Linked DNA regions of Homo sapiens: region 2 is linked to region 1. Evidence: read pairs that join two places in POLR2A ChIA-PET (ENCODE). Cell type or tissue: IMR-90. All regions are shown on one strand. Links, peaks and the distances in the headings refer to the core of each region. The heading gives the core; the rest is flanking DNA.

Region 1 (7,456 bases), core at 2,828-5,327:
TACAAAATTAATGTGCAAAAATCACAAGCATTCCTATACACCAATAATACACAAACAGCCAAATCATGAGTGAACTCCCATTCACAATTGCTACTAAGAGAATAAAATACCTAGGAATACAACTTACAAGGGATGTGAAGGACCTCTTCAAGGAGAACTACAAACCACTGCTCAAGGAAATAAGAGAGGACACAAACAAATGGAAAAACATGCCATGCTCATGGATAGGAAGAATCAATATCGTGAAAATGGCCATACTGCCCAAAGTAATAGTGCTATTCCCATCAAGCTACCACTGACTTTCTTAACAGAGTTAGAAAAAACTACTTTAAATTTCATATGGAACCAAAAAAGAGCCCGCATAGCCCAGATAATCCTAAGCAAAAGGAACAAAGCTGGAGGTATCATGCTACCTGACTTCAAACTATACTACAAGGCTACAGTAACCAAAACAGCATGGTACTGGTACCAAAACAGATATATAGACCAATGGAACAGAACAGAGGCCTCAGAAATAACACCAAACATCTACAACCATCTGATCTTTGACAAACCTGACAAAAACAAGAAATGAGGAAAGGACTCCCTATTTAATAAATGATGTTGGGAAAACTGGCTAGCCATATGCAGAAAACTGAAACTGGACCCCTTCCTCTTAACACCTTATACAAAAATTAAGTCAAGATGGATTAAAGATTTAAATGTAAGACCTAAAACCATAAAAACCCTAGAAGAAAACCTAGGCAATACCATTCAGGACAGAGGCATGGGCAAAGAGTTCATGATGAAAACACCAGAAGCAATGGCAACAAAAGCCAAAATTGACAAATGGGGTCTAATTAAACTAAAGAGCTTCTGCACAGCAAAAGAAACTATCATCAGAGTGAACAGGCAACCTACAGAATGGGAGAAAATTTTTTCAATCTATCCATCTGACAGAGGGCTAATATCCAGAATCTACAAAGAACTTAAACACATTTACAAGAATAAAACAACCCCGTCAAAAAGTGGGTGAAGGATATGAACAGACATTTTTCAAAAGAAGACATGCGGCTGACAAACGTGAAAAAAAGCTCATCATCACTGGTCGTTAGAGAAATGCAAATCAAAACCACAATGAGATACCATCTCACACCAGTTAGAATGGCGATCATTAAAAAGTCAGGAAACAACAGATGCTGGAGAGGATGTGGAGAAATAGGAACGCTTTTATACTGCTGGGAATGTAAATTAGTTCAACTATTGTGGAAGACAGTGTGGCGATTCCTCAAGGATCTAGAACCAGAAATAACCATTTGACCCAGCAATCCCATTACTGGGTACATACCCAAAGGACTATAATCATTTTCTATAAAAACACATGCACACTATGTGTATTGCACCACTATTCACAATAGCTAAGACTTGGAACCAACCCAAATGCCCATCAATGATAGACTGGATAAAGAAAATGTGGCACATATACACCAAGGAATACTATGCAGCCATAAAAAAGAATGACTTCATGTCCTTTGCAGGGACATGGATGAAGCTGGAAACCATCATTCTCAGCAAACTAACACAGGAACAGAAAACCAAACACCGCATGTTCTCACTCATAAGTGGGAGCTGAACAATGAGAACATATAGGCACAGGAAGGGGAACATCACACACTGGGGCCTGTTGGTGGGTGGGTGTCAAGGGGAGGGATAGCATTAGGAGAAATACCTAATGTAGATAACGGGTTGATGGGCGCAGCAAACCACCACAGCAACATGTATACCTATGTAACAAACCTGCACGTTCTGCACATGTATCTCAGAACTTAAAGTATAATAATAAAAAAAGAGAAATCTAGGTTACCTGATTTAAACAGCAAACTTCTGAAAGTGACCCACAAAATATGCATGTGTTAAGTTTTCACTTATAAGGGAATTTTACAAAATACCTATGAAAGTTATTCCAACTTGAGGAAAACTGTTTATGATCTATATTCAAAAAATTAAATTCATGCCCATTAATAGGGACGTAAAAGTAACTTTTCTTAAGCTTTGTCTACTTAAATTCCCATACACACTTCTCATTAACTGTCATAACCACCTCTTGGAAGTGGGGGTTCTTACCACAGTTTTACAGATGAACCAGTTGTAAGAAGTCCGGGTGACTTGCACAAGATCAGGTGAGTAGCCAGGGTAGAACTCAATCTCGAGTTCTCTGATTATAAGTCTTACGGTTTAATAAGTGTAACTGCACGTATTTCCAACTGTAGCCTTTTGTTGGGGGCATGGGGGTGTAACAGTTTTACTGAGATATAATTCACATACAATTTAAATGTACAATTCAGTGGTTTCTAGTATATTCAGAGTTGTACAACCATCATCACAATCAATTTTACAACATTTTCATCACCTCAGAAAGAATACCCATTAGCCCCTGGCAACCCACCCAGCCCTAGGAAGCCACTAACCACTAAAATTGCCATCTCTATAGATCTGGACATTTAACATATAAATGGAATCATAACCATTTTTTCCACAAACTATATTTTTGCTTTCACCTATAAAATGTATAGTAATAATTTACATAATAGCATGTTAATTATTCCAACACGAGTACAATACAGTAGAAATTTATAACCACTTATCTAAGATAGCAATAAATTCTCTCATATAGTTTATTTTCTAGGATATGTCAACCTGATTATTAGATGATGCTTAAAATACTGTTGAAGAAATATATTCTGAAGGCCTGGCGCGGTGGTTCATGCCTGTAATCCCAGCACTTTGGGAGACTGAAGCAGGCAGATCCCCTGAGGTCAGGAGTTCGACACCAGCCTGGTCAACATGGTGAAACCCCACTTCTACTAAAAATACAAAAATTAGCCAGGCATTTTGGCTGACACCTGTAATCCCAGCTACTCAGGAGGCTGAGGCAGGAGAATCGCTTGAACCCGGGAGGTGGAGGTTGCAGTGAGCCAAGACTGGGCTGCTGCACTCCAGCCTGTGTGACAGCAAGACTCTTCTCAGAATAAATAAATAGTAAATAATTAAAACAAGGAAATATATTTTGGAATACTTTCTTAAACATTATTCCTCTTTTACCCAAATTGATAAGAGTTTTGTCAAAATCCCTTCACTATTTTGTCACCGCTACCTCATCTTTTTCAATAATGTTAAATTTAGACTAAGTTGATCTTGCACTTCAGGGACATTAAAGTTGCCAATGGATGTTTGTTGAGAGGGAGGCTGTACAGAATATAATCCATCCATATTATATAGCAGATCTGTTGAGGATTATAATGCTGTCTGTTTGGGTAAGTTGCAGAATCCTGTGAAGTTAAATCTTCTACTTGCTATATAATCTTCCATTATAGGTACCCTGAGCTTTAGCTACACAGGTTCCTTAAAGGCAGAAAGCAGGACACGTGGTCACACACAGCTATCTCGCCTCACCCTCTAACAGGCTTTATCTCTATTTCGGGGAATTTGTATTTATTCTGGACTTCTACAAACTCTTCTAGGAATATTAAATTTATCCAACATTTGTGACATAATGTATCTTTTAAAATTTCAGGTTGATAGATCCACAGACTCAAGTATCAAGGGCCAATGTAAGTACCGCATACAGGTTCATGTTAGTGATTACTCCTTAATTCACCTTTGTATCTACCTTAAACACAGCCTAGGCACTTTATTAATAAAGATCTGCCACTAATAGGACTAATAGGATACTTTTTCTCATGACTTTTCCAGAGAGTAGCCTTGTCAGTTTTTAATTCTAGTAGTTGTATGATCTGTTGCCTTTTTTTCCACCCCCCAGTTTGAACTTACCAGTGTCACACAATTTGCTGCTCATCAAGAAAACAAGAGACTGGTTGGTTTTGTCATCCGTGTTCCTGAATCCACTGGAGAAGAATCTCTGAGTACATACATTTTTGAAAGCAACTCAGAAGGCGAAAAGGTCTCTTTTTCATGTGAAGATCCCATAATATCCCAGTCCAAACAAGTCCATTTTAAAAGAGTTTTCTGGCATTACTTCCTTGGATATTTAGTTGATTATTCTGCATGTCTCCATCCAGGAGTTCAGATAATACCTCCTAAGAAGGCCTCACTGAAAGAAAACTCGATTTAAATTTCTCTGTGGAAAATACCTATCAACCAGAATAGGGTGAATGAGGAAGAAATTTCATGGCAAGACATATTATTTAGTCGGGATATAAGGAAATGTTGAAAGCAGTTCCCCTCAAATTTGTTCTTTAAAAAAAATTAAGGCAAAAGCTACAATAGAGAATAATTTAGTCTCAGAGAGAAAACCAAGGAAGATATTAGAAAAGTTACACACAAGCTGTTGGTTTAGTATGAAAAACTTTTGACTCTATCTGCTACTTAGAATTTATCACAATTAACCAATCCTTTCAGTAAATTATCTGTTTGCCACTGTGTATATGGACATATCGTGGCTAAATACATTTAAGAGAGAGAAGAAAAATTCCTATTAAGAACTTTTAACACTGGAATTACCTGAGTTTCACTTACCTGGAATATTTTTTGTGTGGCATAAATTGGCAACAGAGGTCAGGACAGTTGGACGCAAATGCCCCGGGCCCTATGTGATGAGTCTCCTGCAGCCAGGTCCTGTGTTCCCAAGTGGGAACAGTGAGAACAGTGACCTCACTGTACTCCCAAATCACATTTGTTCTAAAATTTTATCCTTCTCTACTTTTGCCAATCACTACTTTTCTTGTCTTTTGCAGATATGTTATGCTATTAATTTGGGAAAAGAAATTATTGAGGTTCAGAAGGTAAGATGCATTCTAGCGCTGGTTTAGTAGCTACTCAAAACACATCTGTGTACACATACCAAGAGTCTTTTCAAAAAGAAAAGTGATGTTCACTGGAAAGTGTGGCCAAGTTTGGGATTTCCTTTTAAAAGTATTCTAACCACCAGAGGTTTTTGATCAGCTAGTTCCATGTTCACTGTTAACACATGAGGACTTCTTATCACTGCTGGAGCTCCTGCTTATCTGTTTTCTTGCTTGCATACTAGTTGGCTAGATTTCCTCTTTCAGATTAAGATGATAGATAAGTACCCACCGTGTGCTGCTCTAAGGCCTTGCTCCTCAGAGTATGATCACATGCCCCACAGCATTGACAGACGTCACCTGGGAGCTTTTAAGAAATGAGGATTCTGAGACCTCCCTGTCTTTCAGCAGCTTTTAATCTTTTGTTCATTCAGCAAATTTTTGAGAGCCTAGTTTGTGTAATTGAACAAGACAGATATAGTCCCTGCCCCCAGGGGGCTTCTAGTTCAGCAATGTACAGAACTTTCTGCAATAATGGAAATGATTTATATCTGCACAATTTAATATGCAGATTGAATATGGCAAGTGTGACTGAGGAACTGGATTTTTAAATTTAACTCAAATTTACATAGTAACATGTAGCCAGTGGCTACCATATTAGTGCAGTTCAGTCTTGGAGAGGTCAGAAAGACCAAGGACTAAGGCCACATACATGAAATAGTGGCAAGCACTGTAAGCTAGTATTTAATGGTATTGGTCAAAAGTTGGCAAACTTTTTCTATAAAGGGTCTTTATGTTTTTGGCTATCTCCCTTGCAACAGATTCAACTCTGCTATCATAAGACAAAAGCAGGCCAGGCATGGTGGCTTATGCCTGTAATCCCAGCACTTTGGGAGGCAGAGGCAGGAGGATCACCTGAGGTCAGGAGTTCAAGACCAGCCTGGCCAACATGGTGAAACCCCATCTCTACTAAAAATACAAAAATTAGCCGGGTGTGGTGGTGCACACCTGTAGTCCCAGCTACTCGGGAGACTGAGGCACAAGAATCGTTTGAACCGGGGAGGCGAAGGTTGCAGTGAGCTGAGATCATACCACTGCTCTCCAGCCTGGGCGATAGAGCGAGACTCTGTCTCCAACCGCCGCACCACCCCCCCCCCCACCAAAAAAAAGCAGCAGCAGCATGGACAGTATGTAAATAAATGGCCGCAGCTGTTTTCCAATAAAAATCAAATGGTTAGCCAAATGACCATAGTTTGCCAACTTCTGGTATAGATTAAACGTGAGAAAAGAAGGAGTTTAAAGATAGAGAAGACAAAAGTTCTGTGAAGGAAGTTCCTCTGTGGAATCTTTGGGAAGATGATACGAATTGACTACGTAAACAATATTTTGGCTCAGAGGAAAACAGTCTAGATTCTAGAAGTGACATGCCTGAGTTTGAGAAGCAAGGAGACTCAGCGGAAGGCACATATACACAAGAGTCAGGAGAAACAAGACTAGATTACAGAACATATTGAAAGCCAGGCCAAAGGGGTTTAAATGCATCTTAAGCCTTTTCTTTTTTCCCTTTTAAACTCTCCTAACTTCAGGATCCAGAAGCACTGGCTCAATTAATGCTGTCCATACCACTAACCAATGACGGAAAATATGTACTGTTAAACGATCAACCAGATGACGATGATGGAAATCCAAACGAACATAGAGGCGCAGAATCCGAAGCATAACTCACTTGCGCCTGTGGGGGAAGAGCAAACAGGAAGGAGAGCTACCTCCTAAGGGTTTTAACGTCTCTGACATACAGGCACACTGACCTGATTTCCGAAGGCTGACAATCGTTTGTGGAATGTAATCTTGATGCCTTGATACTGAGACTTGGGAGGGAAACTAAGAAATGGTTGACAGCGTTCCCACCCATCTACAATGTTATTTTAGGTGCTTTGTGGTAAGTCTTTTTTCTTAGATTGCGCTAAAATTTCTTAGATTGTTCAGCGCTCAGAACAAAAGTTTGAAAAATGCATTGTTCATATGAATGTCATCTCTTTTCAGTTTCCAGTATCCTTTTTAAAAAATGGCAAAAGCCTAGATTTACAATTTGATGAACACTAAATATTTCTTATTAATATAATCTATTTTTGTATTTTACTTAATGAGCTTTAAGTGCCTGTCGTTCTGAAAATTGTGTATTTATAATTCAGCTTATCTCATAATTGGACCTAATAGCATTTCTTTGTGCAGTTAGGTGATGAGCACTGCTTTGAGGCCCAAGCACTAGTAGAGATGCGCGATACAGGTCTAGTTTCGGTAACTGTTCCAGACATCAAGCAATAAAAAAATGAATACCACAAAAGATGTTTGATTTTACAGTGGAGCCTTACTGAACCAGCATTCAGAAGTTTAAGGTCCTCCTAGGTATGAGTATTTTTAGTAGTGGATCACTGTGGACAGGGTGCAGCTCTACCAGTTCCTGTTTCTTCTGAGCCAGACCCTCTTCAGGGAAGGGACCAATTAATTTTAAAACTCACTTGAAGCACAGCTGGTCATGGGGCTTGGTATAAAGTTCCTATTTCCACCCTGATACTTCCAATTCCTGGAACCCCAGCCCACTCCCCCATCCCTCCTCCCTATCAAACTAGTATAATGATTTTGAATCGGTACAGTGTGTTTAACTGTAACTAAGT
Region 2 (2,500 bases), core at 1-2,500, 160 kb before region 1:
GGCTAGACTTCTTACTAACCTGAAATGCGCCAAGCCCATTTCTGTCTCTAGGACTTCCTACAGCACTAAAAATGACCTGCCTTCCATTTTCTGCTATCCAAATCTTACCTATTCTTCAAAGCCAAATAAAGTTCCACTTCCTCCACGCTATTCTTCAAACCCAAATCAAGTTCCACTTCCTCCATGCAGGCTTCCCTGACTTCCTGAGGTTCTATTTTCTTCACTCAATTGCTACATCAGTACAGTGTGCCCACACCAACTTAGGACTTCATTTTGAATCTTTTTTGTTTCCCAAATATACTCATTCATTCAACAAATATATTTCAAGAACCAAAAAATCCATTTAAAATGTGGAAACTGGTCTAGAGGCTGAGGATATGGCTGTAAACAAAATGTATAGGCTTTCATGAGGCCTCCATTTGTGGGAGGGGAAAGGAGACAAGAAATAAACATAGTATCAGCTCTCCAGCAAAAAAGTGTTTCACACAGAGAGAAAACAAGAGTGAGTTCCATTAAAAATGTGGAAACTAGTCTAGAGGCTGAGGATACAGCCGTAAACAAAATGTATAGGCTTTCATGAGGCCTCCATTTGGGGGAGGGGAAAGGAGACAAGAAATAAACATAGTATCAGCTCTCCAGCAAAAAAGTGTTTCCCACAGAGAGAAAACAAGAATGAGTTCAGCATGTTTAAAGAATAGAAAGAAGGATGGTACATACTTGTGGGGAAAGGGGAGTAGTGCAAGATAAAAATGATATCAACAAAATTTTGTATTATTTTTACATTATTTCCCCCACAAATCTTGCACTATTGCTAAACAGAGCTGTATCATTTCAATACTACCAAACCATTTACAGATGTAATTAAGCCTGGACCAATATAGCTACCTCAAAAGAATGCAATTATCTAGCTAATTGAGGACAAGGACATAACTAATCTAAAATATTGGGCCCAAAAGGATTGTATTAACTCCCTGGGATACACTGATAAAATAGGGTAAATAATTATCAAGCTCCTCCCCCTCGGACTATTGTTACATAAACAGCAGAAAACTATTATGGAAACATTCTGACAGTAAGTTGCCTGCAAAGTTAAGATCAGTTACCAATTACATATCTCTGGCAGAAAAAATTCAACTAACCAATTTAACCAAATATCATGAGCTGAATATTTCTGAGATAACTCCTGCTGCAAATAATTTCTACAGCCTTAGCCTGCATTAAAATAGACTACTGTAGATATGGGGAACTATCCAAACTTTTAAGGGATTTTCTGGTTTACATAAAAAGGAATTTCTGATTTACATTACAAAGACTTGCTTCATAGTCTATATGAATGTGACTATATAAAAGGGAATGACCAACCTGCTGACATCATTAACTCAGAATGCAAGGTTGGTCATTTCTCTGCCTAGTCCGGAGACATGCTCGGGGGAAAAACAAGTGAGTAAAGAATCTGACTGCAGAGAAAGAGTGAGAGTGAGCGAGAGTGCAAAAGCTCCCTGCCTTATAACAAATGTGACACTTTAAAATGAACTATTCAATCCCGATGTTTCTCCATAATTTGGGGTCTAGACTCCAGACCATGCAGAAAAAATATGCTGCATCCTTTATATAGTTGCAGGTTGGGAAAAATCAAATTCCTACCTTGAGAGAGTGATGATATCAAAATGTGAAAGTGGAGAGCTTTTGTGTACTCAAAATGCCTCTCACATTTCCATCTAGACCCCCAGCTCAACTCCTCCAGGAGGACTTCTCTGATTTAACTGTGTCATTCAATATCTCCTGGAAACTTGAAGGTCCAGATTATATTCTATTATCCACTGCTTTGCAGTGATTCTCAATTGCTTAATCTTCCTACCTAGACTATCAATTTCTCAAGAGCAACAAAGTTTGACTTCATTCTACAAACATCCATTGCTGGCTGCCCCCAGCGTTGCCCTAGAAGTTCCCAGCAGAGGAGGTCCCACATAGGGGTGGACGATGTGTAAGCTTACAGTTATTAATAGAAACATACTCCAGGGGCAAGTCTACCCAGAATTATCAAGGGGCTGATCCATCTCACTACTCCTTATGGCCACTTGACCCTTTTACTCCATACCAGTTTCTCCATGCATCAGGCATACGGAATCCACTTAACTCAAGTACACTACTGCATATCAATCTGTCATGTTAACCAAGTCCACCAGACAAAAGCCAAGAGAGGCAGCCATCCTGCTATCTCAGGGAAAGGGGAAACAATTATCCAGTTTACCTGAGTAACTCAAAAAGTAAAACAGGGCTCAGAATGGAGATTTCAGATTTAGGGGTATTGTAATAATATGTTAATGCATCAAAAAATATTTGCCATGTTCTTATAGAAAAATATTCAAGGAAAACCACTTTGCCTTCAAAATGGTGATAATAATATTATTATATAGTAATAATTACAGTTTACAGTGTGCTTTCATGTTATTTTTGAGTTTCACATGAGCCTTATGAAACAAGATACACCGAATTATTC

The links. ChIA-PET counts read pairs that join two places held together with the same protein. Peaks named below come from ENCODE experiments on the same cell type or tissue, not always from the same donor. Only the 100,000 strongest peaks of a DNase experiment are listed, where the experiment ranks them.
Region 2: POLR2A ChIA-PET joins it to region 1 with 11 read pairs; 2 of 35 experiments call an interaction of 5 or more read pairs at or near these places.

Annotation. Positions count from the first base shown.
Region 1 is chr12:105,173,360-105,180,815 of GRCh38, reverse strand. It overlaps APPL2 (adaptor protein, phosphotyrosine interacting with PH domain and leucine zipper 2), which reads left to right. Exons shown (of 21, transcript NM_018171.5): 18 at 3,554-3,590; 19 at 3,800-3,940; 20 at 4,734-4,781; 21 at 6,368-7,456. The coding sequence ends at 6,502. Among named protein-coding and RNA genes, the nearest start is that of APPL2, 59 kb to the left of the region's middle. In IMR-90, for the core only: no CTCF peak of the experiment used is centred there; no DNase peak of the experiment used is centred there.
Region 2 is chr12:105,333,679-105,336,178 of GRCh38, reverse strand. All of the region lies in intron 1 of C12orf75 (chromosome 12 open reading frame 75), which reads right to left. Among named protein-coding and RNA genes, the nearest start is that of C12orf75, 4.2 kb to the right of the region's middle. In IMR-90, for the core only: no CTCF peak of the experiment used is centred there; DNase peaks (open chromatin) are centred at 1,368 and 1,978; H3K4me3 peaks cover 399 bases; H3K27ac peaks cover 845 bases.